2 separate regions of the Homo sapiens genome follow, and region 1 is linked to region 2. A link is a loop called in an ENCODE intact Hi-C map of the cell type or tissue named here. Cell type or tissue: PC-9. All regions are shown on one strand. Each heading gives the region's core, and the rest is flanking DNA. Links, peaks and the distances in the headings are about the cores only.

Region 1 (17,109 bases), core at 6,533-9,032, 80 kb before region 2:
TATATATTTGTGTATACATATTTTTTTTTTCAAGAAGAGCTGTCTTGCTAGTATGCTCAGTTTTCTGAGAGGCCTCAGCAGGTCATAAATTTAGGTTTGCCATGGGCAAACTACTTGGTCCCAACATGAAATATGACAATCAATTTGGCATAAAAGAGGCACACGGGAACATCTGATGGACTAAGAAATAACTATTATTAATGCAACTACAAATATGAATATCTTATTACACAAACAGGAAGAATTACGTATTTTTACAGGGTATTGGTGAGCAGTCAAAAAGCGTGGCAAATTACCTAGAAGTTTTAAAAGTTTTAAGTGATCAAATATTTGCATCAAATATAATTCCACCCAATAAAGAACTTTGTATTTAAATGTTTTTACTAAAAGCACAAAATTAACCTTTGCTCTCCTGTAGGTACCCCACCTTTGTCCATACAGAAGATGCATGTGCCTATCTCATACGTATGCACATACAAACACACATCCACAAACAGGTAAAAAACGAATGCTAAAAGTCTAAAAGTACTCCAGGCGATCACAACTGTCAGAACATTAATTTTCTTCTAACCAGGATAGGAAATGTGGGTTTTGTTTACTTTTCAATCATAGGGGAAGGGGAGTACGAGGCAGGACTACAGGAGGAAGGTGATGAATGTTTATCATGCAACATAGATACAACAGTAATAAATCCCCATTCAAGGGCTGGCCTGTTGGCCTGATGGTGACACACATTTTGTTGCCATGCAGGAGACTCATAGTTCAAATTTCAATCTTGCTTTTTTCATGCCCCAGATCAGAAAAGAAGTGAAGAAACACTGTAGATTTTTGCCTTCAAATCAGAGGAAGGGAATACATATGTTACAACCATAGCTATTTTTGCTGAAAAGTGTGAACACAGTGCTCTGAGAACAAGTCTGGCTCCTTCCTGCAACTGGTGCTACCGTGTCACTAGACCATGTTCAAAGAGGAGAAAAGGTGCTACATCTTGTACAGCAGAAGCAAGTAACAGGAGGACAAGACAGGGTTTCAAGGGGTTATGTGAATAAAAGGAAAACATATCCATCAATAAAAGTACCCTAAATCTGGGAAGGACCTGTTACACTGTTTGTTGAAGGGGGAATGTGGGAATGGCAACCCCCAAGAATGAGGACCACTATCTCCATCAATATCACATCATACGGAGATCATACAAGATGCTCCCAACCAAATTCCTGCCTGTACTTAATTTATTATTCCATTGACCCAGAAGTGGCAGACACCTCTCAGCTAATGCCATACTGCCATAACTGCCCAAAGCTGCTGTGAACCTGAGTTGGCAAAGGTTTGATGGAAGCCACTGGTTTTCATAGATATCTCTGGGTAATCACCAGGGCAGTGCTAAGTAGTTATCACCCTGAACCAATTTAAACTGGTTACCTAGAGGCCAGAGGCCCTAGGACCTGAAAGGCATCATTCTTGGAAATTGTCCATTCTACTATTGCCCCTAATTGATTAAAAATAACAACAAAAAACTGGATCTCAATTGGGCAAACAACATAGATCATAATTATTTTATTAACTAAATTACAGCTGCTTTGAATAAAAACTTAACTAACAATCACGTAAGGGTCTCATAGGTGACAACCAGTTACTTTTCTTGTTTCTTCTCCCCAACAGTGAATCATCAAGGCCATGGTGCTTAAACACAAGTGTATTCCTTTCACGTCTTACTACTCTCCAAATCGGAGTCCATCACTTCACTTCAGTTATTCTGGAAAATTGAAAAATGAACACATAATCACTATTCGTGTCTATTTTCTATCCATTAAAAAGTTGACACATTAAAAAAAGTTTCAGATATATAGTATCTAAAAATTAAGAAAATAGACCTGCAAAGGTCAGAGACAGAAACCAGGCAAATCATTAGCCTTTTTAATTTCAGTAAGAAAAAGGCCAATGCCAAATGAAAGTAAAAAATCAACAGAGTCTGATAATCTCTGTTTGCTGGGTTGGCTGAGGAAAAGCCAAGAGATGTTGATTTTTCAAAGCAAAAGATGTTGATCCTAGAATAATATTCTATAATATTCACTTTGGATCTCCATCATTCATTTAATGTAAGTAAAATAAACATCTGATCAGCTGTAGATGAAAGAGAAAAATGGTACTGACTCTGATCCCTAGGAAGCACCCTGAACCTCATTCATTGACAAGGCAGACATACTGTAAGCAATAAGCAGTTGTCAGTGGGAAGTACCCACCAGCCAGACATTTTAAAAACAAATTCTGATCAGCTGAATATTAGCAAAATTAAGAGAATCTTGAAGATCATCGTAGATTTCATCACAAATATTCAAGGCAAAACTGTTTTACAATATTTCCTGATGCAGTAGTTTAAAAAAGTCACATCTTAAGAGAAATTAACAAAGGAAGAGGCACTCAAGATTCTTAGATTGCTTTCCTGAAAATGGAGAAAAGTTTAGTTTCTTCATACAGCTACAGAACAATGACACCACCAAGGAAAAGGAAAGGACATAGAAATTAAAAAAAAAAAATAGGACATCAGAATGTAAACATGAACAAACCATGCCACAATTCCTGGAACAAACCATGCCATGCCACAGTTACCAGAACAAACCATGGTCACAATTCCTGGTACTAGTCATTTTATGTTTTGTTATGTCTTTTAACTTATTCCTGTGAACTATAGTCTTTTTTAGGAGGGTAATGGCTTATATAACAAGACATGCTTTTAAAGGCTGTGACACAAACATACAAAAGTAGGATCATTCTGTGACTCCATGCTGAATACACGTTGTTTTAAACTTTGTTCACCAATGCATGACTGGAGTGTTTTTTTTTTTTTTTTTTTTTTTTTTTTCTTGAGACGGAGTCTTGCTCTGTCACCCAGGCTGGAGTGTAGTGGCACGATCTTGGCTCACTGCAAGCTCTGCCTCCCGGGTTCACGCCATTCTCCTGCCTCAGCCTCCCAAGTAGCTGGGACCACAGGTGCCCGCCACCATGCCCGGCTAATTTTTTGTAGTTTTAGTAGAGACGGGGTTTCACCGTGTTAGCCAGGATGGTCTCGATCTCCTGACCTTGTGATCCGCCCGCCTCGGCCTCCCAAAGTGCTGGGATTACAGGCGTGAGCCACCGCGCCCGGCCGACTGGAGTGTTTTTAATCTTATGCAAATATTAATGACACTTGGGGGGAATATAGCTTCCTGAGTTAAATGCTGCACTTTGCTACAGAAGAGGGCAGGTAAGGTCACAGACTTTAAAACAGTAAAATATAAAGCAAACTATTTACATGACCGAGGAGTGATTATAAATATCAAAGGTAAGAAGACATTTTTTGATAAGATAAAAACATAAACATAATTACTAAATGCCAACAAAACTGAGGAATCATAATATGTTAAGGTAAAACCAAAATAAATGCTTGTAGCACTCAATATCTCAAACCTATGTATCTTTAAGAACAAATATATTTCTTTGAAATATTCTATAAAGATTAGAAGTTATTAGCCCAGAGTTCTTAAAAAAAAAATGGAAGCAAAAGCTGAGGACGAAACATCTCTCTCTCTCTCTCTCTCTCTCTCTCTCTCTCTCTCTCTCTCTCTCTCAACCTCTCTCTTTAATCATCTCCCAAAAGGTTAGAACCAAGCTCCTGATTGGAAAAGCAGAGATGTTAAGTCCCCATGGGTTAAATGCAACAAAATCACCAACACAAGCATAAAAGAAACTCTGTCAAAATGATAAAGATTTGTGCCAGATTATTTATGTGCCTTATAAAAGGCATCTTAAAGTTACAGTCACCAGACACGGAATCTGAAAAACATTTTACAAAAAGTGGTAATTTCTCTTTGCTGGGAGCCATATGACTGGAGTCTGATTCGTGACACCCTACAGTTTTTACAGTAGTAGTTTTGCAATTTTTAGCAAAGTAGATTTAAGTTGTATACATCAAGAAATGTGAACCTTTATCATCTGACAGTGTCCCTTTTACTAAAAAAGAGCCACATTTTCAAGAAGCTTTTTTGTTTTCCAATGTCCATGTTTTAACTGATCTATAATTATTAAGTGCATTTTATACTTACCATCATTCATCATTCCTTTTGATTCTTTGAATGCTAGGATTAGTAACAAGCCAAGCAGGCAGTTAGTGAGGTTCCACAATTGGAAATCATTTCTAAATAAACAAATATGCAATGATATGCTAACTAGTCTACAACTCTACAGCCAAATTAATTGTAAAGCTATCATTTCATTATGTAGCCTTTCTGTGGATCATACCCACAGCATTCACAAAGGAAACAGACTTAGTTGGGAAATCAGATCTAGGTTTACAAAGAAAGAAAATGAGATGTTTTGGTCTATCTCTGTGGCAATAGCCTGTATCTTTCTAAAATGTGTACATCACAAATTGGAAGTAATTGGGATCCTTCTCTACTAGGGGGTGCCATGCTTCGTCTCAACCAGTAGCAAAAGGCAACGATCCCCTTGCCCAAATATCACTTGGTTAAGGTAAGCAGCTACTTAGACACAGAATAGTGCATTTTTCCCAGTGGTGAGAATATTATAAAAGTAATATTCATAATTCTTTTTTATTTTTTTTGAGACAGAGTCTCACTCTGTCACCAGGCTGGAGTGCGGTGGCATGATCTCAACTCACTGCAACATCTGCCTTCCGGGTTCAAGCAATTCTCCTGCCTCAGCCTCCCGAGTAGCTGGGACTGCAGATACACACCACCATGCCCAGGTAATTTTTGTATTTTCAGTAGAGACAGGGTTTCAACATGTTGGCCAGGATGGTCTCAATCTCTTGACCTCGTGATCTGCCCGCCTTGGCCTCCCAAGGTGCCGGGATCGCAAGCGTGAGCCACCGCACCCAGCCCATAATTCTTGATGAATAATCAAGAGTAGAGATGCCAAGGAAAGAAAAAAAGAGGAAAAAAACCTAGATTCTTCCTAAGGCATAGACAGGGCATTCTAACTGTTTTGCGGGCCAGATCAAATTATGATCTGGTAAAGGATTAAGAGTGAAATAACCACATACCATTAAGGGGTTCCTCTACAGCTTTCTGAAAAATATTTAAAATATATTTACATAAAAATATAATTTATGTCATGTCATTTTATAGTAAAACTTATATATGCTAATATTTAAATTACGTAGTAAGCAGTAAATCCTACAGTCAAAAAAAAAAGAAAAAACAAAACAACGAAATAAGCCTGTAAATGTTAAAGCAAAGCTTGCCAAGTCGGGTTAATAGTTTAATAATAACTGTATTATTCTCTTAATATTATTTTTCTAAACAGAATTTCCCACTTCACCACTCTCAGCTCAAGAAATTCTAACTTCTAAAAATATGAAAGTGCAAGCATAAATAGCAACAACAGAATAAATAACACAGTGAAGAGGTGGAAGCAAAACAGAATCATCTTTAAGTATCGCAAATTGAACTCAGTAACTGGGAAAGAAAATGTGTTAGGATTCACAGGTCCAGTTAAGTTGCTGGCCTCTTGTGACCAACATAGCTATGGCACCAATCTTTCTAGAATATACCCCTGTGGTAGACACACATACCCGCCCCACCTGCCCTTTAGGCACAATGAGGCTTGTCAGACTTAGAAGCATATGTGACCTCTACCTCCGGCCACAGACAGAAGACTCTCTTTGGCATTCCAGATACATCTATCATCACTCCGTTATAGGAAGCTAAGTACAATATAATCCTTTCCAGAGCTTATGTCCACAACATACCTCTTGGGCCTGTCACTGTGATAAGTCTATGTTTATAAATATGCTTTTCTCTTCATTTATGCCCTCCTAAAATTACTCCTTTCTTGCAATTTCCTCAGATGGCTTAATAAGGTATCTAAGGTACAATGAAACCTTAAGCACAGTTTTAAGGGAAAAAATGTTTATAAAACATTTGTATGGGAGAGGATCGAATCATAACTCCGAACAGATGTTTTCAGCAATATTTACATTTATTTTATAGATTATAATTATCAGTGATGTCAACTTAGTATAGATTTCTCCTCATTTTTAAGCCTGAAATTGTCATTCTGTGTATGCACATCCAATGAATCCAACAGGTGAGGTGATATATTGGAATCAGCTTCCTTCTGATTGCAGAGATAATATAGCCATTATTCCTACTTTCCAGTTTTGGGTGTGAGAAGTCAGTACAATCTTAAGAAATCATTTATTCCATCCCATTGACACTAAAATGACCAAACACAGGTTTTAAAATAGAACTGGACCCATTCATGCAAAGGTCATGCAATGACTTCAACATTCTCTTAATTTGACGTGAGACAAAACAGATAGCAAAATATCTCAATTACCAAGTTCCTCAGTCTAATCCCTCAAATGATCATTCACAATTCATTTAATAAACTTTAACTTACCCTAGGAGGTTGTATAGTCTTCTGATTGGAAGCTGATATAAATAACAAATAAGAATATAAATTTAATAAATGAAATAAACTAAGGCATTTGGTAATGTTTAATTTTAAGATAAAATGTTCAGGGCTAAAACTAAAGGTGCCAGAGATGTTAATGAAAGAGTTCCAGCTCTGACAGTCTATTCAAACATGCTGAATATTCTTGATTATATACACTGATTTGAAAAATGAAGCAAATAACCCATCTACATCAAATAGTAAACACATTCTCTCATTTGTTTATGCCATCTTTCCCCCAAATCAGCCACTTGTTACACTGGCTGGTGGGAAAATGCTGTCACCAACATACCCCCACCATGGGTGCTCCATCCTCCCTCCTCTATCTACCCAGAGTGTAGACAGAATGTGCCAGAATTTGTCCCCACTACTCCATCTCCCTTAGCTCACTGCTCCTGTGTCTTACAAGCTCAGTCTCTTTCTCCACATCACTCCCTGGGTCTTTCCAGTTTCAAAGCTCCAAAGAGCTAACAAACTAAAGAAAATACTCAGATAGCTCTGAGTATTCCTCTATCTATTTCTTCTTAGCTTTCTGAGTTGCCTTTTTCACTGCTTCCAAATGGATTCATTAATGAAGTTGAAGGAATACAGTACATGAGCAAAGTGACGAAAGGGAAAAAGAATACCCTAGTTGGGGAGGGAAGAAGAGATAGCTTCCTTATAAAAAAAACAAATGAGAAGGCTGGCCGTGGTGGCTCATGCCTGTAATCCCAGCACTTTGGGAGGCCAAGGCAAATAGATTGCTTGAGCTCAGGCATTCAAGACCAGCCTGGGCAACATGATGCAACCCTGTCTCTACCAAAAATACAAAAATTAGCTGGCGTGGTGGTGCATGCCTGTGGTGCATGCCTGTAGTCCCAGCTACGTGGAAGGCTGAGGTGGGAGGATCTCCCTCGTCCTGGGAGGCAGAGGCTGCAGCGAGCTGGGGTCGTGCCACTGCACTCCAGCCTGGGCGACAGAGCGAGACTCCATCTCAAAAAATAAAAAAACCCAAAAAAACAAATAAATACAGAATAAGAATCCTACAGATGGAAAAGCGTTGAACAGAAACATGCCATGAACCACTCAGCAGGAGGGGGATCCTACTGAACAGAGAGGCCCATTCCGCTGGGACCTGGGCTGGATGACAGCACTGGATTTTCTCATCAGCAGATGGAGGCACGCCTCCAGGACTGCTCTGTGTTCCTTACTATTTATTTACCACCACTGCACACTCGAATTCTGTCAAGCTTCCAAAGCTGGCAGGGAAAAGGGTGGGTCCTGACCCAAGGAAAGCCAATCTGTGAGCCAGCCAAAAGCTGGTGAGTCTTTCTCAAACAGGAAAAATGGCAACAGACTGGACTGACAAGTTTCTCCCTGCCACTGGACTCTAAGAAGAAACAGAAAAAAACCCAGAAAGTTGGTGATGGGAAGGGAAAGTGAAAAAGAAACAGAAAGGAGACAAGGATGAGTCCAAAGCTGTAGGTAAGAAAAGTTGTCTGTGAGAAGGCATGAATAGGATAAAAAACAGTGGCATAAACAAGAGGGTGAGCTAGCTGGCTAATAGGCAAAGAATCAAAGACAGAGGAACTCAGGAACTATAACTGACAGGGGCATCACCTTACTCTTGCTGCTGAGAGGGCAACACGATGCTTCAGTTCTTTGATATGGAATGGATCCTTCCAATTCCTAGACTACATACTGTCCCACCCCTGTGAGGCCCAGTTATGTATCTGAGCTCATAGGAGTCCAGTTTCTGTTAGTGCCATGGGCGGCTTTAAATAGGCCTCCCTTACTGTGGAGGAACCTGGGGGAGTGACTTGGTCCTTGTATCCAAACAAGAAGCCAACCTCTTTTTAAAGTAGAACAGGGTAAAATGGGTTGGGATGCACTACATTTAGCAGCCTCCCCAATAAACTAAGCAGAAATACAGAGCTTTATTTGGGAACATCAGGATAGTTACATGTATATACAACTGACTTCAATGAAACCATGCCTTATATCTATGTTCTACAAAGAAAAAGAGAACTAAACAACTATCTAAATTTCTGATGGTAATATGGAAGTTCAGAGATAAGGTTTTAGAGTTACATTTTTGAGCTCATAAATGTATTTATCAGAATAAACACTGCCAGGTGTAGTGGCACATGCCTGTAGTCCCAGCTACTTGGGAGGCTGAGGTGGGAGCATTGCTTGAGCCCAGGAGCTCGAGGCCAGCCTGGTCAACATAATGAGACCCTGTCTCTAAAAACAAAACAAAACAAAATAGAATATTGCTAACCGCCAAGTAACTCCTTTTCTTCCCTAATAATGTAGAAAGAATACTTTCTAGTTCTAAATCTCCGATCCAAGGGATGTCACAGTTGGCTGGCCCATTCTGAAAAAAAAAGATTTATGAAGAATGGTACTTCAAAGGGACATCAGTCAGTTGTGATCCCTCTAAATATTATAAAACCAAACAGTGTACAAGTTAATTTCACCTGAGTTAATTCTCTCCAATATGGATATAACCCATGTGACAAAAGAATTATTACGATTTCTGCTGCTACCATGAGCCTAAGACATTGACAGCCATATATATATATTTTTTAACCACAAGCCTTAAGCATTCCATATGAGCATACTTGCAATGCTTCTTGATTTGTTCTTCTCTCCCTGAAACATCTGACTCCATGCCATAAATACATTTCCAGGGTTTAAATTTTTCAGAAACATTTTTTCTATTGATACCAAATTTACCTCTCCTTAAATTGAACAAGAAAATATCTGAATTTGTATCTATACATAGATATAAATTCTACGTATATATTCTGCATCTGCATCATTCTAAAATATCTGGGATGTTGTGGTAAATATGGTACTTACTGCTACCAGATTGATTTGTATCAAAACACTATATGCCCTTATATTGAACTAACTGGTAATGGCTTTAAAAATGAGAAAGTATTGATCCTTATAATTATATAAACGTTCTCTACAAACAACAAGCCCAACTTTAGTGAGTTTGGTTAGGTTCTTGTAATCTTTTCTATGCTTTCACATTAAGTTATTGTGCCCAGTCCTTTTTCTCATCTTATAAAATTAAAATGCTTCCAATAAAAGAAAAAAAATACAACACAGTTTAAAAAGTTAAAAAATAGAAAGTGAAAGTCACTTTCACAGAAAGTTGTAGAAAGTGAAAGGCCTACTCTTTAAAATAGCAAATTAAGGCTACAAATTTAAAGTTGGAAATAATAAAAATTATAAAAGTTAAAAATCTCATAGCGACATTAACTTCTTCTTGAAGAGAAAGCTTGGATTTTTAACTATTTGAGGATTTTATTGCATTTAAATCAAAACACAATCATTAGGCTTTTCTAAAACAGAACACGTGCAATGAGTAAAAATTATTTTGGAGACACTTAAAATTTTAACTTCCTAATATAAACGCTCAAATTTGCAACCTTAATGTTACATAGATTCAGATTTACACAGTCAGATTATATAAGCAAACCATATTAATGTTCCTCCTAGTCTACCATGTTATCTAAAGAGCAACTTTCCTGTACCTTGTCTCTTCTTGCCTTTCAACTGACTGTAGGTGTCCCTCTGAACCCTGGCATCAGACAAGTTGATTTAAAAAGTTAATTTAGGATACTATCAATAAAATTAGGACACTATCAATAAAATTGCACTAAATTTTAAACATATAGCATAAATTTTAGCATATAGTATACTTATATGCTAACCTATGACAAAGAAAAAATAATTTGGGGTACTTGTCAAGATTTAAGTCATTTTAATTTTAATGTCAGAACAGTGACAGGTACAGTACAGTGGTTTCACAGGCTTGGAGGAACGTAAGTGATGGAGAAGGCAGGAGAGTGAAGTTAAGGAGGTGGCAGATAGACAATGCTTAGTTCCACTTGAGACATTGTCACCAGACCTGCTGGCAACTGTACTGAAGATCATTCTATGCTAGATATGGAAGGCATGGGGTGGCATGGGAGTAAAAGGGAGGACAACCCAGATAGTGAGGAAAAAATAAGAGCGTGCTGCCCGTCAGCCAAAGGTATCTCATACTACTTCACCAGAGTTGTATGGATACTGCAAATCACACACTATTCTCAGGCATTTGTGGGGAGCAACAAAACCAGGAGTGTCATCTTCCAGAACCAGACACATGGTGATTGGAAGATGTAACAAAAATAGAATATGCACCAACATTCAAGATGTTCACTGTAGCTACCACATGAATTCCATTCTGCTTTAGATGTCTCCATTGTATTTTATGGCATTATGTGGTATAAAATTAGAAAATTTCATTGAGCAACAACTAAGACTTATGAACTCATATGCTAAGGATACGCAGATTTTAGTTAAGTATTTTAATTATTTATCTAATAAGCATTAATTAAAGAAAGACACAGAATATATGACAGAATTGAATTCAATTAACAATCATCAAGAACCAAAGTTCAGAAATAAAGGTAAAAGTTTTTTGAAACTATTATGTGAGTCATATGAGAAATTATTTGACTATAACAATTCAAGTTTCGTATTAAGTTTTAGAAACACATACAGCAAAGTTTACCTAAAGCAAAGCAGAAACACTATTTTTTTACTCCATTAATTTATAACTTTTGATTATTTTGATAGGTGGTTAAGAGTATGTTTTATTTCATAAAAATATAATTTTTTTAAAAAACGGAAACTAATATAAATTACATTATTGGGAACATCTTGAGCTTAGGTAAGATAACATTAGTTTCAGGCACAATTGAAAATATCTCTCTGTGTACATATATCTCAATAAAAAATAAGAATTTATGCAGAAATGTTACTTGAAAATTGGCAGATTAAATATACAAGTTAGAAACAATGAAGTAAATTCCATACTTACTAATAATTGATTTTAAAAGGAGTAAAAGCCTAAATTTTGAAACTCAATGTTTTCATTATATTGGTTTTAACTAGAACTGTTTTAAAGTCATGCATTAGAGGTCACTGCTCTTTAAATGAACAAAATTGATAGATTGTGAATTTTAATTCCTGTCTGGGGTGTCTATGTCTGCAAGAAAAAGAGCAAGTGACAAACAAACAGGTCTGTGCAGGACAGCTCTATCACAGAAACACTGGAACAATTAAAAATCCTATTCTATTACTTAAAATGGATCCTCAAAGATCTCTCCCCTTTTACTTAGTATAAAAAGGTACACATTCTAATAGATAAAGCCATTTTCCTTTAAACTACTTTGGAAACCAAATTTTCATTAATCCTATATGTCTTCTACCCTCTTTAATTACCCTCAAATCATTCCAATTGTATTTTCTGACTTCTGGTCTTAAACTGGAAGAACCAACTAAAAATCCTATATGTCTTCTACCCTCTTTAATTATCCTCGAATCACTCCAATTGTATTTTCTCATTTTTGGTCCTAAACTGGAAGAACAAACTAAAAAGCATTTTCTAAGTGATATATCTGAAATTATTGGCATAGGTTAATGAAAATAAGATTGACTTACCCACAAATTTCATATAAACTAGTCCAAGTAATTGTGCTAGAGCTAAGATACTCAAACCTGAAATCAGAAGAGGGCCATGCATTGGTATACACGCTGTAAAAACAAATAAAATTCTGTATTAGAAAAGCATATGAAATAACTTACTAAAAAACAGTAATAATCCCAAGTTTTAAGAGAGTTATTCTAACGATCAAAAAACAAAAATTATCCATATATGTTTATTAACTTAACCAGTAAAATGACTCAAAATTATTAGAAGAACAAAGCCCTCCTTTGCATAACACATACCTTATCATATCAAGAAATGGGAACTGGTGTTTCAAGTCTAAGGCTCCAACCAATTTGAGCCCAGTTATTTTAAAAGCTCTTCCACAAATACAGGCATATCAGTTTGGGTGCTAGAACAATCAGCCACCAAGCCATATATACAGCTAATATCTTTGTAGCGAGGAGGAAAGCACTATTACCACTGGGGTAAATTGGAAGTTTAAAAAGAAAAGCTCAGAATGCTAAATGCTGTCAAGTATATGAATGAACAAAAACTCTTATTTATTGGTGGTGATAATACAAAATGGTACAGCTATTTTGATACAGAGAGTTTGGCAGTTTATTTCAACATACTCTTTACAGTCCCGTAATTGCACTCCTTGGTATTTGCCCAAATGGAATTGAAAACTTATGTCCACATAAAAATATCCATGTGAATGTACTTTCCACTCAATTTTGCCATGAACCAAAAACTGCACTAAAAAAAAAAATCAAGTCTATATATTTTTAAAAAGAGAGAAAGAAAAAGAAAAAGGAAGAAGAGCTCTGTCCAAAAGTAACCCAAATTAGGTCTACAGAAAGATGACTCTTACCCGCAATACAGAGACTCAGTCCAACCACAGCGAGGATATAGGCTATCACCTGAATAACCAATATGGCAATGACGAAGGAGGTTAATCCAATCGCTGGAGGAAGGAAAAGGATGTAACAGAAGCATGTCAAGAGTATTTAAAAAGCAATAACTTCCACTTGCATTTGGTATAATCAGGGATCTCCTAAGACCAAAGACTGACTCTGGAGTTCATTGTTTGACGGTAGATGTTAACTCAGTGATCTAACCCTTCCACACAAGTAGTCAGCTCCAAATTCACACATTCGGCAGCCTTTAATTTTCACAGTCAGCTAAGCTGGACTGGAAGTTTTTACCCTAAATCTTAGAACAATGCTGCTTTTACCACACTTGTGCATTTTACAATATGAATGGCTATTATGAATGTCTTCTCCACATGCACATGGAATTGCTCTTGCTGAGGGAACCATTATGCAAATACCTGACTGTAAACATCATGCTCTCTATCTCTAGATGTCATTTTATAACAAACTAATACCTTTCCAATGTACAACGAGCCAGAGATAGGCTCTAAGACCAAGTGTTAAATGTGACTCTTTAATAGTAATAACTAAATATGGTAGTGATCTACTTTCAAAATGCAGTGAAAATGATACTGATTATAGTTTGGATTTCCATACCATCTCTTAAAACTACAGTATTAAGGTTTGCTAATAATTAAAACAAATATGTTTCTACTATTTGTGATTCATAATTCCATTTTATAGAACCAGTCTTCTTAATGCAGAAGCAGAAGCTTAGCAAAAGAAGAGAAAGACTGCGTTTAACATCCACTTATAACTTCAAAAAACTGAAATTAGAATATGAAAATAATCATTAAGAAGTTATATGGCATAATTTAAAATTATGCTGATTGGCATCAAATACATATGAAAGTCACTTTTTACAAAACAGCTAACCTAGAATAACCTTAAAATTAATATGAATGGGAAAATGTCACTAAGAATAGCATGAAAAATCTTTTAATAAACCTACTCTTATTGAGTTGTAAAAAATTTATATGAGCATTTTCACCAAAACTGCTGTTTTGTAAATGAAAAAGGTAGACAAAATCATACTGTAACAATGAAAACTCACCTGTACTAAACACATAGTAGTGAAGTAATATTAATATCCCTGTAGAAGTCACAATTAAACCAAGGCCAGTAGCATTCTTTAATGAATATTCACCTGTCAATAAATAAAAACATTTAAAATATTTTCCTACATACTTTTTAAATGTACTAATCTAAATTCTGTGCTTGACAACTGTGAAAATTTTAAAAATATACGTTTCCCTGAAAACCTCACACAAAATTAGTGACTATTTTTTGATTAAGACCAAACTTAAGACATCTAAATCTCAACATTTAAGTTTCAACATGCTGAAACCTTGAATTGGCTCTGCCTCCTTCTTAACTAGTTTACAGAATTCCAGTGAGAAACTGTGTATTCATCTTTTACTGTTCCCTTCATCTGCTGTATTCAGTATGCCCCAAAGTCAAATCAATTGTTCCTTCAAGTTGTCTTCTGAATTCACCTCCTTCTTCCTGCTGTCTTCACTAACTTCAGATACCAATAGAGCTGCCAAGCCCATGTTCCTAAATATTACACCTGCACTGCATTCTTCTCCACAAACGATGGTGTGCTATAGTTATTAGGTTGAGTCCCAGCCTTCCTTTGCTTTTCTTTACATGTGCTACATATCCTCATTTCCCACTCACATTCCCATCCTCCAAATGCAACTGCCAATTTCCAGACTTGGTTCCCACATTCATTCTACTTTCATGTCTTGGCCAATGAAGTTTGCCTCTGTAGTGAGTTGAATGATGGCCCTAAAATTATTTCTACCTCCTAATCCCTAAAACCTGTGAATATTACCTAATACAGCAAAAGAGTGAATACTGCATTATATGGCAAAAGATATGATGAAGTTAAGGATCTGAAAGGAGGAGCTTACCCTGGATTATATGAGTGGGCTCTAATTCCAATGACAAATGTGCTCATAAGAGAGAGGCTGAGGGAGATTTAACAAAAACACAGAGGCAAAGACATAGAGGAAGGAGGAGGCAATGTGACCAGAGAGGCAGAGGGTGGAGTTATGCTGCCGCAAACTAAGGAATGATAAACACTGTCATTCTTCAGCAAATTCCAGAAGCTAGAAGAGCCAAGAAATGGATTCTTCCATACAGCCTTGAGAGGGAGTGTGGCCCTGATGACGTCCTGATTTCAGACTTATGGCCTCCAGCATGGAAAGGGAATTGCTATTGTTTAAGCCACCCAGTTTGTGGTCATCTGTTCCAACAGCCCTAGGAAACTAATGCAGCCCTCCTCACCTTGGAATGCACTCATCTACCTCCTGCGTTCCTGCCTAGGAACTGCACATCTTACCTGGGACGAAAAGAATGGCTCCAACAATGACAATGACAGTGATCACTAGTCCAGCAACAAGTAAAGCAATTGTTTTCTCATCCATACCACCGGATCTATATTTAAGTGCTTAAAAAAGAAAAACAAAGAATTATATGAACTCAATCACAAGTGAAGCCATTTTAATAACTTGTAAGGTACAGAGACAAACTGACAGAAGTACTATAATGTAATAACTTATGAGGAACAACTCCTTAATATCATCAAGTCACCTCACATCTCTTTCATAAGCAAATGGATAACGTCACGGCAGTATAAATATGGATGGTGAATTTATAGGTGACACCTTATTTTCCTACACTAACAAATGAGGTTCTATACATCAGTCTTTCTCGGTTGATGTATTACTAATAAATTGAGCTAGATAAGTTTTTGGGGGGAGGGGGGACACTGCTCTGCATAATATAGAATGTTGAGGAGCATCCCTGGCCTCTACATACTAGATGCTAGTAACTAGATGCCAGTTATGTTAATCAAACTGTTTTCAGACATTGTCAATGCCCCCGATGAGCAAAACCACTCCAAGTGACAACACAACACTGATGTACATAATACTAATGGGAAATAATGGGTTAATTAACAATATTGAGAAAAAGAGAATTTTGTCCTACCTTATAAAAAATTAGTAAACAATCTGGAAATCTAGTTATTTTGTTTTGAAAAAAATGACAGAATAAAACTGGGCAGATTACACCCTTGTGAAATCCTGATGAAGAAAAAAAGCTTAAATTGTTCAATTAAAATATTTTAATAAAAATAAACTGCAAAGACTCAATGGGATTCATCATACATGTTATTGTTTCTGCTGCTAGCTCCACTGTCAAGTATCTCATACCTTCTCTGAAAGAATGGAATGGGTCAATCTGCGAATATTAGTTCTTTTACTATATATGAATCTTTTAAATTTTGGTTAATATTGAAGTTGATTTTTTCACCAAGGAAGTTGTTTAAGGCAACCTAAAAGCAAACTGAGTAGCGGAAAGAAACAGCGTGTGATTGAAATGCTGCTGTGTGTCATCCACATAGAGATAGTCTCCATGACAGTAATCAATTGGTGGCTGTCATGAAGGGGAAAATATTTTAAATGTTATATTTAGCATTTAGTTTTTTTTCTTCTACAGTGACAAACATTAAATAAAGTAAAAGCAATAAATAAGCCCCTAAATGATTGTGATAAAAATCTATGTTTAAGGTATATGACAGGTACCTAAATATTTCTGGAATTTCTATCTACCCATAATTTATAACCTCAATTTTAGTCTCTTTATGGGGAGATAAGTCCTAAGCAATAAATAACCAATTTATTAATGTGGATTTCAGTTACACAGTTGAGTAACTGAAATCCACATTAATCAGAGAAGAGAAACCCATATTAATCAGAAAACATCCTATGGCAAGTTCCCCAAGTTTTTATTTGATTCATTACTTCCGCCCAGCCCTGGACTTATGTGTCTAATACTCAGTCATAGCCTTGCCTTCTTATAAGGCACAGAGTTTTCATAACTTCCCTATTTTCTAGGCTCAAATGCTGGCTAGAATGAAACTGAGTGTATAAGTCACAAAAGGCACATACACAGAAAAAGGAACTTTCTCTAGACATATGTCACATTTTCCATTTTAATCCCATATATATTGTTATCTAAATAGAGCTTGAAAGTTCTGCAAAGGGTTATAAAGTAGAAGCTGTTTCAAATGCACCTCACAGTCAATCAAACATTCATAAGAAACTCTTCCAGGTTTAAGTCAATGCATAAAAAAGCTACTAAGATCAAGCAACAAGAATTTGCCTTAGAGTACAGTATAATTTCATGGAAAAAGGTTGACTTATGTTCTTCTTCTATATTTTTCTTTTTCTTTTCTTTTTT
Region 2 (15,380 bases), core at 5,368-7,867:
ACACATATACACACACACACAAGGTTAAAAATCTCTAGGTCAAAACCAGCATTTTAAAAAGTTATTAAGATAACTAGATTATAAAGAAATTAAAAAATTTGAGCTATGCATGTAATGAGGGTACTGTTTTGTGAAACTGGTTTTAGATATACAAATACTTGTGTATATAAAATATACATATGTATATGTGTGTACATATTTATGCACACACATTTATTTATTTGTTTATTTTGTGATGGAGTCTCGTTCTGTCACCCAGGCTGGAGTGCAGTGGCATGATCTCAGCTCACTGCAACCTGTCTCCCGGGTTCAAGCAATTCTCCTGCCTCAGCCTCCTAAGTAGCTGGAACTACAGGCATGCCACCATACCCAGCTAATTTTTGTATTTTTAGTAGAGACGGGGTTTCACCATGTTGGCCAGGATGGTCTCGATCTCCTGACCTTGTGATCTGCCCGCCTCAGCCTCCCAAAGTGCTGGGATTACAGGTGTGAGCCACCCTGCCTGGCCATTTATTTTTAACTGTAGGGCATAGGGCAAAAAATTGATAGCTAGTGTTCAATAGCCTACTGGACATTAGGGTAAAAGATTTTTTTAAAAAATTTTTAAAAATTATGAGTGAGGAATGTAGTGGGCCATTTGTGTTTCAGAGTGGAGGGCTCTGCTATTAGGCAGACATTTGACTTTTCACTCGGCACATCCACATTCCAGCCAGTCTCCCAGTGAATGGTGATAAGCTGGCCCTGATCATGCCTGTATGGCTACACCCCTCTCTGCCTTGTTGAGGCCTGAGTTAATTTGAAGTGTTGCAGAGACATGTGTTGATTCCTGTGGCTACAAGGCTCCCGGAAGTGTCAGAGGCAGAGGTATTGTTTCCTGGGAGGGGTGTCTTCCTGTGTACCGCTGGTGTACCACTGGTGTATGCCTGCCCAGAAGTTTGTTCTTTCACACCCACAGGGCCACCTGAAGAAACAGAGATAGGGTCTCCCACGGAATGGGGCAGCAAAAGAAGTAAAGCAAAAGTGAAGAAAAGAGAAATAGGGGGCAGCAAGTGTTCAGGAAAAGGGGGGTCAGATAGGAGAGAGAAGCAAAGAGAAAAATCAAAGTGTATAAAGCAAGTGGCGGGACTCGCTGAGCTGTAGGTGTAGTAAGAAGCTATCACACCAGCCTGTTAGCTCCCTGCAGGATTCACAGCATCAAGGATGGTGAAACCGAAAGAAAGAAAAGGTAGTTCAGCAGGAAAGATCAACAAAGACAAATCCTGGGACGAATCCAAGCTGCTATTAGAATCGAACCAAGCAAAGATATGACCACCTATGTTAGCGACCTGTTGCTTAGTTTATTTTAAATGAAACTCATATTTACTTGATTAATTTAGAAAATCTGAGATTCACTAGAGCAGGAACTTTGCCTTCCTCAGTTCCTAGACCAGTACCAGTTACATGGTGAAGGCTTAATAAATATTTATAAAGGAATGTTAATTAATCAGCTGGTAATTGATATGTAAAATTGCTTGAAATTATAAAATAATAGTGACAACTAAAAGTAATACAGTGCATAATAGTTTAGAAATCAACTTCATGATTATCTCATTTAATCCTCACACAGTCCCATCAGGTATCACCATGATCATCCTCACCTTAAGAATAAGACACTAGTTCGAAGCCACTCTATGATTTGTGCCTGGGATTTTAATCAATATTCTCTGATGCAAAAGCCAACCTAGCACTTTGCCTCTTTGGTCATGTTGTATGTGCCCACTCATGATAAGTGCTTGGTATATTTAAGTAGTCATATCCATAGTAGGTATAGGTATCAGTTTGGATTCTCCAGGAAGCAGAATTACGAGTGTATGAGGAGGAGGGGGTCACACCTGGGAAAGATAAAGGGAGACTGATCAAGGTGGGGCAATGTATTAGTCCATTTTCACACTGCTGTAAAAAAATACCTGAGCCTGGGCAATTTATAAAGGAAAGAGGTTTAACTGATTCACATTTCCACATTGCTGGGGGAGCCTCATACTTAGAATCATGGCGGCAGACAAAGAGAAACCAAGGACCTTCTTCACATAGTGGCAGGAGAGAGAAGAGCCAGTGAGTGAGGAAGTGCCACTCTTTTAAAATTATCAGATCTCATGAGAACTTCCTTACTACCATGAGAACAGCTTGAGGGAAACCTTCCCCATTATCCAATCACTTCCCACTAGGTTCCTACCTTAACACCTGGGGATTACAACTCAAGATGAGATTTGAGTAGGGGCACAAAGCTCAACCATATCAGACAGGGGTGCTGATGTGCCACTTATGAAAGGAGAGGCAGAAGGAAGCAGGATGGAGCTGGGAGTGTCTCAGTCCATGATGTAGATCTGACGAAGTCTTAGCCAATATAATGGAAGTCCCATAGCAAAGACTGCCTGCAAGAGAGTCCCACACTGGATAGAAATGGCCTGGCCTGGCCATGAACCTCCATGCTCAGGCAATGTCTGGGTCTGCCTAGGATGTGCATGGCCTTGGCTTGAAAGTTAAGGTGGATTCTACAGACGGTGTAGCTGGATGCTGTTGGCTAACTGCACATCTTGCAACCCGACAGCAAGTTATTCCTTGAAGGGAAAAGCAAGTGGTGCACCTCATGACTATATATGTTTACATTTTTAAAGACATGACATTTTAATATAATTCCCACTTAAATACTTTAGCTGGCTATTGTTTTCTTTACTATACCCTGACTTTCTAGTTAGTGAACTATAGCCAACATAGAGACCAAATGTCCCAGTTTGAAAATCCTAAATTCCTACCTACAGGGTTGAGAGAAGAGAAGGGATTATGCTAGATTGAGCAATTAAAATTTGATACACTGGATCAGGTCAACTGTTACAAAAACACAGGTGCTGCCAGTCCATTTTTCATATCCCTGGCAGACCTGGCCGATTGATCACAGCACTCTTCCTTATGAGTTGTGTTGTCTGCCTCAAAATTATTTTCAACATTGTGATCCAGACAGCCATTCCCAATCTATCACCATTGGCGCCTAAGATGAAACCAATTTATCATCCCATCACTAGGTAATAGGGGAAAAACACAGGTCTTGGAGCAGGTGTGTGTGCTCAAATGCTTGTGAGGGTGCTAATGAGAGTGTGAGATTGAGGGAGAGGTGATGAAAATACACACTTGAAATTATTTATCAATTAGAAGGTTATGTTTTAATTTTTTAATTAATAAATCTGTTTAAACCCAGAATACCTTTTTCCCAGAGGCAATATTACAAATAAGGATTATATACAAAAGTCAGCATCTAAATCCTTACCTATCTATATATAAGTATTACTGCATTTGCTTTTGGATCCTAACAATAAACTCAGTGCTCATTGACCTTAACAAATAGGGTTTTATTCTTTCTCCCATAAAAAGAAATCTGTAGGTAGGCAACTATCAGCATAGGTTCAGGGTTTTAGCAACAGATCTTTGTGATTCTCTTGCTACTTTCCTTGTAGTTACAGAATGGCTGTTGTTCCAGGCATTGTCTTCAATATTATTTGGAGGTAATTCATCAGGAAATATAAAACTCTCTAAGTAGTCTCCCCCAGAAGAATTCCATGTACATTTCATGGGCCAGACAGGATGACATGACTGTCCCTAGCTTCAAGAAAGATGGGCAAACCACATATTTTATTTTCCAGCCTCTGTGCTGGGAGGCAGCAAGGGAGAAGGGGTTAGACATAGCTTTTAGGTAGCTTGCCAATAGGGAATGGTACTTAGACCTAAAAGATAGCAGTACTAGTTTTCTAGAGGTTAAAATAATACTCGATGTTCTCAAGCATGAGCAGAAATATCCTGCGTTCACTCCTTTACTACTCACTTCCGCTTTCTAATAAAAAGAATTTGATAAATATAATGAGCATCTCAGTATATTTGCCAGGTGAGTGTGGATTCTACACGTTTGTGCTTTAGCAAAATAAATTACTACTTTGAATTTTAATAGACTTATGTCTTAAAATCCAGTCATTGGATAGATTTAAGGTGAAATGCTGTTGATACATTACTATTCATTGTAGGATTAACCCAACAATCCACCACAATTTAAATGAGAATTTAAAAATCAAATTAACAGTGAGTTATAATGAAAGGTAAGAATGGCAGAAATGGAAATCTCCAGCCCACTCATGATAACAACACTCAAAATGTATAGCCTATTTACTAAAAATTACAGAAGTTCCAAACTATCTCCTTGTCTCTAAGTGAGTCACATGCCAGAATTAACAGTTCTTTGGTGCTATGCAATCTTCTTAGTATAGCACAGAATTAAGTCATTGGTAAACTGTAATAATGTGCTAATTTTAGATCATTATGCCATAATGTAGTAATCCTTAGTAAATACTTAGTAAGTTACTAGAAAGTAGCTCTTCATCATATGCAAAAAATAAAACTGAAGACATTGCATGTCATTGGCTTCCAAGAATTGGAGAAAGGAAATTTTAGAGTCAGTTTTTGGTTCATCTATAGGACAGTATGTTGGATCATATTGTAAAGAATTGAGATGCATAGATGAGAGCACTAGTTTGAAATCAACAGCTGGATTTGACTCCATTCCACCTCTGACAACTTAGGACAAGTGTCTTAAGCCCTGCATAGCCCAGTTTCCTCATTATTAGACTGGCAACTACTAACACAGAAACTATTCTACTTACAATATGGTTGTAATTGAATCTGTTTGTTGGAAATTCCAAAGTGACTAAGCTTGCTGTCACAAATGCACTTCCAGGAATAGGAGCATGAATCAGTTTCTCAAAGCTTTTAATAAAAGCTGGTGTTCTTGTTTATGCATGTTCAATGCCATGTCTGCCTAGGTGATAAAATAATGTTTGGTGCATAGAAGGCACTAAAAATATAGCTTTTGAATGAGTGAAGGACATTTTCCCCAAAATTATTGTCATTTGTCATTTGTCTCTGCTGGAAGTCTGTGGGGGCAGATAACTGTTCTTGGGGATCTCCCAAGTGTCCTGAGGAGGTCCTTAGGAGCCACAGCCTGCATTCTCGTCGCCTCGCCCCTCATGTGGATGTGAACCAGACTGGAAGAGGCATCCCTTTGCCTTGAGGCAACAGTTTCAAGAGCAGAGTCTCTTTGGCCAGCTCTTAAACTTCTCCCAAGTTAGCCCTCCCCGGAATGAACAGGAGGCTCCTCTGCCCATCTAGTGTCAAGGTGCCGACTCAAGAAGTCATCCTTTGTCTTCCTCTTCCATTCTCTTGCTGATATTGTCCACGGACACAGGCACAGCACTTTTGTACGTTGCACGATTTGCTCTTTGCCCTTTATAATCATTTCTACTATTGAATAATTCATCCTATATTCGTGTGAAGAGTTCCTCTTTTTCTCATCACTTCCAGTTTTTAAAAATCTCTTCTGTTTCCATGGTAATTGTATATATCAACAAGGACTTTGAACACTCTCCATTTTCTTGGATTTATTGAATCTGATGTGGTTAATAATGCTTGGGAAAACTTCTCAAAAAAAACTCTCACAAACACAGCAAATGCATTGATGGTGAACAGCACAGTTTTTGAGTTCAAAAGGCAGCAGTGTACATTCCATATCATCTGCTGTTACCATGTAGTATGTTCTCACAGGAGAGCTTGGGATTTTATCTGTGAATATCCATAGGTTGAAAGTTGGTAAGCAAAAGAACATCTGTAACTAACCTACTCTTTTTCTGCAGGTTTGTTGTTGGGATAAAAGTTAACGTGCTCTAGTGCACTGTAGCCTATAAAATGTTATCCTTTCTGTGACGCATGCCCCATTTCCACCATGCCATGTGGGGACACAAGGAACAGATCTTTGTCCACAGGAAAAGTGGAAACTCAGAGTTGAATTTCCTCTTCACTCCAAAGCATGACTATGCATGCACACACACACACACACACACACACACACACACACACACGTGCGCGCACACACACACATGCACTCAAACTCCTAAGAGCTGGAGGCAGGGATCCTGGCTCAGAGTTAGAGCTCTCACAACAGGAAGGATAGAGACAAAATTCCTAGTTGCTGATCACTTGCTAACTCTCTTCATTTTCAGAAGAAAACACCTCCTGGCATTTGCTTAATGGAAGGCACCTTTCTAGTCAATCACTTGACAAGTGTTCTGAATTGGATTTTAAAAGGACAGAGGTTGAGATTAGGGTTAGGGATTTTTATTACATCTCAAAGTGCCTGTATAAATTACACAGTGGGGATTTTCAGTTGAAAGCTTTTCCAGTTAATAAACAGGAGACTCATGTATCGGCATTTTTGTAATGCTATAAGAATGGGGAAGTGTAGGTTCTGGCACGTATTCATGTAAACAAAAAGTGAGTGACGAATTTTTACCTTGAGTTTTAGAATCACACTCTTATAAATAATTTACATACAAGGAGAGATCATAGAGATAACCTGTAGAAAAACAGAAAGATGAATTTTTTCCAGCTAAACTTGTCTTGGTGCAGAACTATCTTGGGCATATCAGATTTTATAAAGATACTTTTCCTCTTACATTTCACACTTCACTTTCACTATCCAGAAGCCAAGTGGAGGCATTTTCCCTGATGAGTGGGAGTTGTAAGGACTAGCTCAAGAGTAGAATAGGCTTAGGCAAAACTATAATGTAGGGGAAATCATCCATGTAACCTGAATCCTATTTTAGTGTCTTGAGCCTAAGCCCTATCTTAATCCCCAGAACCCCAAAGTTCTGCAGACAAAAAGTTCCCCATAGAAGTGGCCTCCTGATCTTTAAACAGAGCCATGGGCTTAATCTTCCTTTTGCTGCCATCTAAAATTTAATAATTCTAATATTCATTTCCTCAGGGCCTTAGCTTGTGGACAAGCTAATGTATGCCAACATACCCAGAGTTCTTATGATCTAAAAGTGTTATTCTCCTGGGTAAGTGGTAAGTAGTTTGCATTTCAACAAGGATAAATAAATGCCTTGGTTCAAAAGAATGACAGGGTAGGGTTGTTAAAAATATTACTTCCTCCAGGAAGCTTCTGCCTCCCTCTACCCTCATGGATTAGAAGTTCCCAGGAAGGCTCCTATGTAAAGCATGCTTCTCCTGTCATGGTATTTGGCACCCGTCATTGACAACACTTGTTTAATAAGCTCTGTGGGTACAGCCCCATGTATATTCATACACATATACTGTTGTATTAATTCCCACCACCCGGCTCCCTGATGGAACACTTGAAGGACATTAATAAATACTGTCTGTTGAAGAATGAACAAAGCTAAGGGTTTCAGGGACTCTAGAAAGATAATAGAGTGAGGGAGAGACAAGCAGTATTTGAAGGCCAGATGGCTTTCACTGATGCTTCCTACTTGGTTATTTTATAACTGACAAACCTCTGAAAATGCCACTTAAAAGTAATAGTTTTCAGTATCACTTTAAGTGCTTTAGAATCACACTCAGCATTGGATGTAAATGGTTAAGGAGGGTAGCCTCGGTCTGCTACTGCCATAGATACCTTTAATATACAGAAATTACACAGAAAGTGTCATGGCATTCTTGTTTTACCCAGTGAGAAAATCCACTGTTCAAATCGAAACCAATATGGAAATTACTCCTTCCATCAAAAGGAGCAGAGGACGAAAACAAAAACAAAAACAAAAACAAAATCTCCTCAGCTCCACAGTGATGACATAGAAAGTTCAGATAAGAAAGAGAAAGAAGGCTTTGGGAAAACAAAAATAAGAAAGTATTTCAATGGCATTCCAAGTAAATAGTGGCTAGAGTTTTGGCTCAATGTACTAGCAACACAGTGATAAGGGCTCTTCTCAAAGTAAAGTGAACTTGGAGCAAGTGAATGAGGAAACACTGAAAACGGGTGGGCTGAGAAAAATGCACCCTCTCAGAGCATGCAGTGAAGGCTCAGCTGAATTAATACAAGGAAAGGAAATTTTACCCCAGACTATAGATCACTCGTTTAACCTTTCTCATGAGAGTCTTCTTCAGTTGTTAGTGAGGGGGAATTGTAGATTTATATTAGACCTGCATTGTAATATAACAGAGTTTAGCAATGCACTGTGGCTAAGACAGCTATATAACCAACTGGATGTAGTTCTTAGTGATACCACACTCAGTCATTTTCAGTTCTGCTTTCCTTTCGTTTTCCTTTTTTCCTTCTCATTTTCTCTCTTTCTATCATACATCAAGTTAAAGAATGTCTTTATATGCTGCCATAGACAAATATATATGAACCAGGTAGACCAAGAAACTAAGTAGTACACAAAGTGGCCAAACCCAGTAAAAGCCTATAACTTCTACACGTTTTACACATACACACACACACACCACACTCATTTAATTCCCTCAACACCTCTACTCTATAAAAATTTTATGCCTCCCCTTTTTTTGGTTTAGTAAACAAATTCAGGTAGGCTCAGTCATTTGACCAATGACAAACAACTAGAATATGGAGCATGAATTTGAAGCATCAGAGTCTGTACCCTTTTCTCTGAATATTTTGGGAGATAATTGGTACAAAGTAAATAAAAATCAATATTGTCATTATTGTCTACTTAGATAACAATGCAGTGTCTTCATTCATAATGGATTGCAGTTCCCCACTCAGGAAGAGGACATTTTTTTTAAAACTACATGATACAACTGAGAGCTTGGAAGCTATCCATGCATAAGTTTTAAAACCCAGCAGCTTCATGGTTTCCTCCTTCTGTTGGCCTGGCCAGTGGACACAGTGGTCACGTTCCTGGCATGGAGATGTCATTCATGGTAGGTGTTCTTGAATTGGAGCCTAAGGCTCCAGGACTTTTGTGGGTTCCTCCAGAATCCTACATCCTTATACACTCCCACGGGGTGCCTGCCCAGGTGAGTGGCATGCTTCATGGTATCCTTTCAGACTCTATCACTCCTACTTCTCCAACCCTGACTTACAATATGACCTGGGGAAGGATTAGAATGTTGGTATATTTTAATTTGCTCCTATGCCAAATCACAGTGCTTATATTTGCAACTCTGAGAATTGATGGGGACAATACATAGATTTAGAATTCACATGTGTGAGCACCATGAAGTACTTTGAACTTCACTAAATGGGGAAAATACAAGACACTACATTTAGAAATTGTTTAGGAGCAGCAAATGGAGAGAAGCAACATTTTTGCTTTAAAAAAAAACAACATCACAACCCCTTGATTATGTGCAGCACACAATTTAACAGGTGTGTGATTTATTCATTTATTCACAGACTCATGGACCAACCATTCCATCACAGCACTATTGTCTGTGAAGCAAAACACATTTACAGCAAACTGTATCAGCTCCTCAGAGAGACTGAATTAACCCATCTAAAAATCCTTTGCTTCCGATTGAAAAAGAGGGTTAATATCATCCAAATGATGAACATAAATAAACTTTACCTCAGTAAAGTTCTTTCCATCTTTGGATTTCTGGGTCATCTCTAACCAGTGCTTGATATGAAAGGGGGAAAAATAAAACTTGTGTATTATTTTTAGTGGATAAATGGAATATAATTGTTTCTCCATGTGTATCTAGAATTATGGCCTTCTTGGGGAAAGTACTACAGCCCCTCCCTTCCCTGCTCACTCATCTCTTTTCTTGGGAGAAAGATGGTTTTTCTGATTGGTGAGACTGGGGAAAACTTGATACCCACTCTGCCAGGTTTCTTTACCTGACAAAGTTAAGTGTTCATGAGTCATTTCTCTTTTTCTCTAGGTCTCTCAGACCCAAGTGTTACCAGTGAAGGGTGTCCAGGTTCTTGGCGCTTTGAACAAAGAATTGGACAAAACTCACAAACAAAGCAAGAAAAGAAAGAAGCAACAAAAGCAGAGATGTATTGAAAATGAAAACACACTCCACAGGGTGGGAGCAGGCCGAGCAAGCAGCTCAAGGGCCCAGTTACAGAACTTTCTGGGGTTTAAATACCCTTTAGAAGTTTCCATTGGTTACTTGGTGTACACCCTATGTATATGAAGTAGTGGCCTGTGATCAGTCTGATTGGTTGGAAGGGACCAATCAGAATGCAAACGTCTGATTAGTTGTGGAAAGTGACCAATTAGAGGCTGAAGTGAAGTTACAAAGTAATACTCCCACGCAAATGAAGACTTGGCCCACAACCAACCTGATTGGTTGTGAGAGGGGACCAATCAGAGGGACTTTCAGTTTTTCACCTGCAATGCAGAAAAAGGGTGGCAGGTGAGGGGTGTTGCAAAGGGAGTAGCCTCTGGTCCTTTTGTTACTTGGGCACTTGGGCGTGGAAAGTGGGGGTTTTCCTTTTGATTTAGTTCTAGGAAGTCAGCGTGAATTGGCCTTACATTCCCTGCCTCCAGACCCTATTCTCCTGCCTCACAAGTGCTCCTAGGAGCTGTACATGCCTGTCTTTGTCCCCATGTAGTCAGCTCGTTACAGGTGGGTCCTGCTGGGTCTTTCGTTCTTGCTTCTCTGCTTCAAGATGGCTAATAAGTCCTGGTCCAGTGAGTCCCCAGTGCAGACATAGAGCAGAAGGGAAGTGGGTCCAGTTGCATTTCCTGCAGTTTAATAAAGAACCCTGTGCTCTCTGGCCCATTACCTAAAGCTGATATTGTGCTTGGAACGTGTAGTGTTATCCAATCCAGCTTTACCACTGCTAAAGCTGATACCACGCTTTGATCCTCTGCTTGCTCATTTTGCCAAGTTCTTAACTGCGTGGAACTGGAAGGTGAGGGCTGGATGATTGATTTTTCACCCTGCCCCCAAACTCCAACAACCGAAACCAAGGGTTCTTGAAGAGAGAGGGGCAGGGCAGCAACAGGGAGACTGAAACTTGGGGTGGGGGGGGGGCGGGGGGAGGGGGGCGGACGGAATGTTTTTGAAGTGTGTGTTTGCCTAAGGTGTGTGTAGAAAGGTAGCTACTTTTCAGTCTCTGCCTGCCTTTAATCCATTACAATGTCCTAATTAAAAACATTTAAAAAGCTACATTGGAAAATGATCCCTGAGGCTAGAATGCTGTTGGCACAGTGAAAAAGACGCAATCAATAAGTAAACAGGCAATGTCAGCCCGGAGAGCTTTCAGAACAACATGCCTACTCGGGGGAAAAAAAATTACAAGTCGCTTTAGCCTATTTAAATATTTTCCAAGATCTTTGTTAAATTTCAGGTAATAATATTTCTTCCTTTGAACAAGCGTTGTATGTTTGCCTTTGACTGAGAATGGCCTAGGCTAGAGACCATTTGGTATTCAACTTGTGACTATTTTAGTATGGGGCTGGACCCCAAAAATTCATGCTCAATGAAATGATTTTCACTTACTGAGATGAATTTACTTTTTGCTTCCTTCAGCAATTCATCAATCTAATGGAAGAAAGAGTAGCTATCATCATAATGAGAATAGACTTCTACGAGTATGAGTCAATGTCAATACTTTATTTAATAATGCAAATTCTATTACTATATATTTGGTCTCAATCCAAATTTGCTTTAAATTGAGTTTCCTTGCCATTGCACACTCCTATCTTTCTGAACACACACCACCCCACACACACACCATACACACTTGTTTCATTGCGCTTCATTTTATTGCACTTCTCGAAGAATGTGTTTTTTACAAATTGAAGATTTGTGGCAACTTTTCATCGAGTGAGTCTATTGGCATCATTTTTGCAAGAGCATATGCTCACTTCCTGCCTCTGTGACAGCATTTTTTAGCAATAACATATTTTTAATGAAGGTATGTACATTGTTTTTTAGACATAATGCTATTGCACACTTGACTAAAATGTAGCCTAAGTATAATTTTTATATGCCATGGGAAACTAAAAAAAGTGACTTACTTTATTGTAATATTTGCTTTATTACTTTGGTCTGGAACTGCCTCACACTATCTCTGAAGTATGCATGTATAGCTTTTCATAACACAGATATCACATTTGACCAGATCCTATTGTTACTGAACAATGTTGATGCTAACATTGATGATATCAATCACTATTACTGGAATCATTATCAACATATCAATAAATATTTTTAGAACATTTTGAAATTGTCAGCTGGGTTTTGGTTAAATACTTCTTGTCTGATATATTATATCCCAAAACAATAACAGTAGCTGAAAATACCAGAGAAGATATACTTTTTAAAGTAACATATTGTCATAACGTATAAGTATCAAAATTTCATACTGCAGCATGACTGACATAAAGAACACTTTGTTGTTGTTGTTGTTGTTTTGTTTGTTTGTTTGTTTTGAGATGGAGTCTCGCTCTGTCACCAAGGCTGGAGTGCAGTGGCACAATCTGGCTCACTGCAACCTCCACCTCTCTGGTTCAAGCAATTCCCCTGCCTCAGCCTCCAGAGTAGCTGGGATTACAGGCGCATGCCACCACGCCTGCCTAACTTTTCTGTATTTTTAGTAGAGATGGGGTTTCACCATGTTGGCCAGACTGGGCTCGAACTCCTGACCTCAGGCAATCCGCCCATTTTGGCCTCCCAAAGTGCTAGGATTACAAGTGTGAGGCACCACGCCCAGCCACAGAACACTTTTAAACCACTGAACTGATAAAGGGGCTATAAAACTCTTCTATTTCATTCTTTTTTTTTTTGAGACAGAGTCTTGCTCTGTCATCCAGGCTGGAGTGCAGGGTGGCAATCTCAGCTCACTGCAACCTCTGTATTCCAGGTTCAAGCAATACTTGTGCCTCAGCCTCCTGAGTAGCTGGGATTACAGGTGTATGCCACCAAGCTCAGCTAATTTTTGTTCTTTTAGTAGAGACGGAGGTTTTGCCATGTTGGCCAGGCTGGTCTCGAACTCCAGACCTCAAGTAATCTGCCTGCCTTGGCCTCGTAAGTGCTGGGATTTCAGGCATGAGTGACTGCACCTGGTCTATTTCATTCTTTATAAGCAGAAAACTCTAAATACTTCTAGGATAGGTGGTTCTGAGCAGTAGGCATCTATGTATTTAAGAATATTATGGAATCTTCTGGTTTCTCCAATCCTGTCCACCTATCTTCATTAGGATGTCCTGGGCGTCTCATGTGTTAGCAGTGCCGTTGACCCTTGAACAACACAGGTTTCAACTGCACTGGTCCACTTATACATGGGTTTTCTTTTGCCTCTGCTATTCCTGCTAAACAAACCCCCTCCTCTTCCGCCTACTCAACATGAAGATGATGAGAATGAAGACCTTGATGACTGATCCACTTCCACTTAATGAATAATAACTATATTTGTTGTAATTTTCTTAATAACATTCTTTTTCTAGCTTACTTCATTGTAAGAACACAGTATATAATACATATAATATACAGAATATGTGTTAACTGACTGTTAATGTTATTGGCAAGGCTTTGGGCCATCAGTGGGGTATTAGTAGTTAAGTTCTTGAGGATCAAAAGTTATACTTGGATTTTCAACTGCATGAGGGGTTGGTGCCCCTAACCTCCACATTGTTCAAGGGTCAACTGTAATTTCCCAGCTCCTGTTTCTCTGGTTTCTGACCTGCTACTGACCTGCTTCCAGCTTGGCTTTGTAGTCTCCTACTTCATATCCTCCTTTATTCCTTGAACCAGGCCTTTGACTTTGGGATCCCTTCAAGAACACTTGGCTCCTTCCCTCCTGGCTACACATACACATTGTTAGGAGGGATAAGCACCCTAGCAGGCTCTAGATGCAGCTGCTGTCCTAGTTTCTCTTGTGGGTGGATTTGGGACAGCAGGGATTCAGACCATAATGTGGTTGTTCCTCATCCTTCTTTACCTAACTATTAATCATTGGATTTCTTCAAGGCTTAGTCCTAGGGAAGCCTACTTACTAACCCTGTACGCTCTCTGAAAGAAGAAAAATCTACACTTATTGAGTAGTTAATTGAGTGGTTACTAAATACTGAGAACTATGCTAAAAGTTTCAAATGCAAGAAGCCATTTTAATACTCCCAACAGCATTATAAGGTAGGGAATAGTATATTCTCTGTTTTTAAATATATGGGAAATTCAGAGTATTTGAGTAATTTCTTCATGGTTGCACAGCTAGGAAGTAGCAGAGCTGGGCTGCAAACTGAGATGGCTTCATTCTAGGACTCCTGCTCTGAACCACTACCCTATATTGGCATTGGTTTCTATGGAAATCTTTAAGTTATCTCATCCACACTTTTGAGTTCAATTGCCATCAAAGCATTGATGACTCCCAAACTTCAGTTGCCTACTCAACATCTCCATTTGAATGTCTCAAGAACACTTCAAACTAACCGCATTGAAAAGTGAACTCAGGTACCCCAACCCCTTCAAACCCAATCTTCTTACGTGTTTTCTTCATCAGTGAAAGGAAATCATCTTCCATTAGTGGGATGAGCCAGATACCTCGGTGTCATCACTGGCTCATCACTCTGCTTCAGTTCTGTACCCAACCCATTATTAAGTCCAGTGATTAACACCTCTGAAATGTGTTTCAAAGCAGTCCTCTTCTCTCTGTCTTCGCAGCAACCACCTTTGTCCAAGACACATTATCTTTCATCCAATCTAGTGGATAACGCTGTGCTAGTTAGGGTTCTTCAGAGAAACAGGAACAATAGGCTATATAGACAGTCCTTGACTTTGGGTGGTTCAACTTAAGACTTTTTGACCTTACAATGGTGTGAACCTGTCTCAGTTTTGACATAATATAGTACAGTATTCAATAAATGACATGAGATGTACAACACCTTATTATAAAACAGGCTTTTTGTGGCTGGGCGTGGTAGCTTACACCTGTAATCCCAGCACTTTGGGAGGCCGAGGCGGGTGGATCACAAGGTCAGGAGATCAAGACCATCCTGGCTAACATGGTGAAACCCCATCTCTACTAAAAACACCAAAAATTAGCCAGGCATGGTGGTGGGCGCCTGTAGTCCCAGCTACTCAGAAGGCTGAGGCAGGAGAATGGCGTGAACATGGGAGGCGGAGGTTGCAGTGAGCCGAGACCACGCCATTGCACTCCAGCCAGGGCAACAGTGCGAGACTCCGTCACAAAAAAAAAAAAAAAAAAACAGGCTTTCTGTTTGATGTAGCCTACAGCCTCAACTGTAGGCTAATGTAAATGTTCTGAGCATGTTTAAGGTAGCCTGGGCTAAGCTATGATGTTTGAGAGGCTATGTGTATTAAATGCATTTTCAACTTACAATATTTTCAATTTACAAAGGTTTATGGGAACATGACCTCATCATAACCTGAGGATCCTCTCTATATATAGATGTATAAAAAGAGATTTATGAGGGATTGGCTCATGTGATTGCGGAGGCTAAGTCCCACAGTCTGAAATCTGCAAGCTGGAGGCCCAAGTCAGCCAGTGGCCAAAAGGCCTGAGAACCAGGCCAATGGTTTAAGTCCCAGTCTGAATCTGAAGGCCCAATAACAGGGAGCACCAATTT

What was found. A loop is a pair of places that touch in the nucleus more often than their neighbours do. Peaks named below come from ENCODE experiments on the same cell type or tissue, not always from the same donor. Only the 100,000 strongest peaks of a DNase experiment are listed, where the experiment ranks them.
Region 1: a loop joins it to region 2, with 2.7 times the contacts of the local background. A loop is called at or near these places in 3 of 110 quality-filtered maps.

Annotation. Positions count from the first base shown.
Region 1 is chr3:108,045,540-108,062,648 of GRCh38, forward strand. It overlaps CD47 (CD47 molecule), which reads right to left. Exons shown (of 11, transcript NM_001777.4): 4 at 15,206-15,313; 5 at 13,913-14,005; 6 at 12,798-12,890; 7 at 11,938-12,030; 8 at 6,400-6,431; 9 at 5,039-5,063; 10 at 4,080-4,112; 11 at 1-1,753. The coding sequence ends at 1,749. Among named protein-coding and RNA genes, the nearest start is that of CD47, 37 kb to the right of the region's middle. In PC-9, for the core only: no CTCF peak of the experiment used is centred there; a DNase peak (open chromatin) is centred at 7,742; H3K27ac peaks cover 474 bases.
Region 2 is chr3:108,126,594-108,141,973 of GRCh38, forward strand. LINC01215 (long intergenic non-protein coding RNA 1215) reads left to right here. Exons shown (of 2, transcript NR_110030.1): 2 at 9,721-12,017. Among named protein-coding and RNA genes, the nearest start is that of LINC01215, 9.2 kb to the left of the region's middle. RefSeq lists enhancers at 4,462-5,661, 9,980-10,119 and a silencer at 7,330-7,489. In PC-9, for the core only: no CTCF peak of the experiment used is centred there; a DNase peak (open chromatin) is centred at 6,328; H3K4me3 peaks cover 1,370 bases; H3K27ac peaks cover 2,022 bases.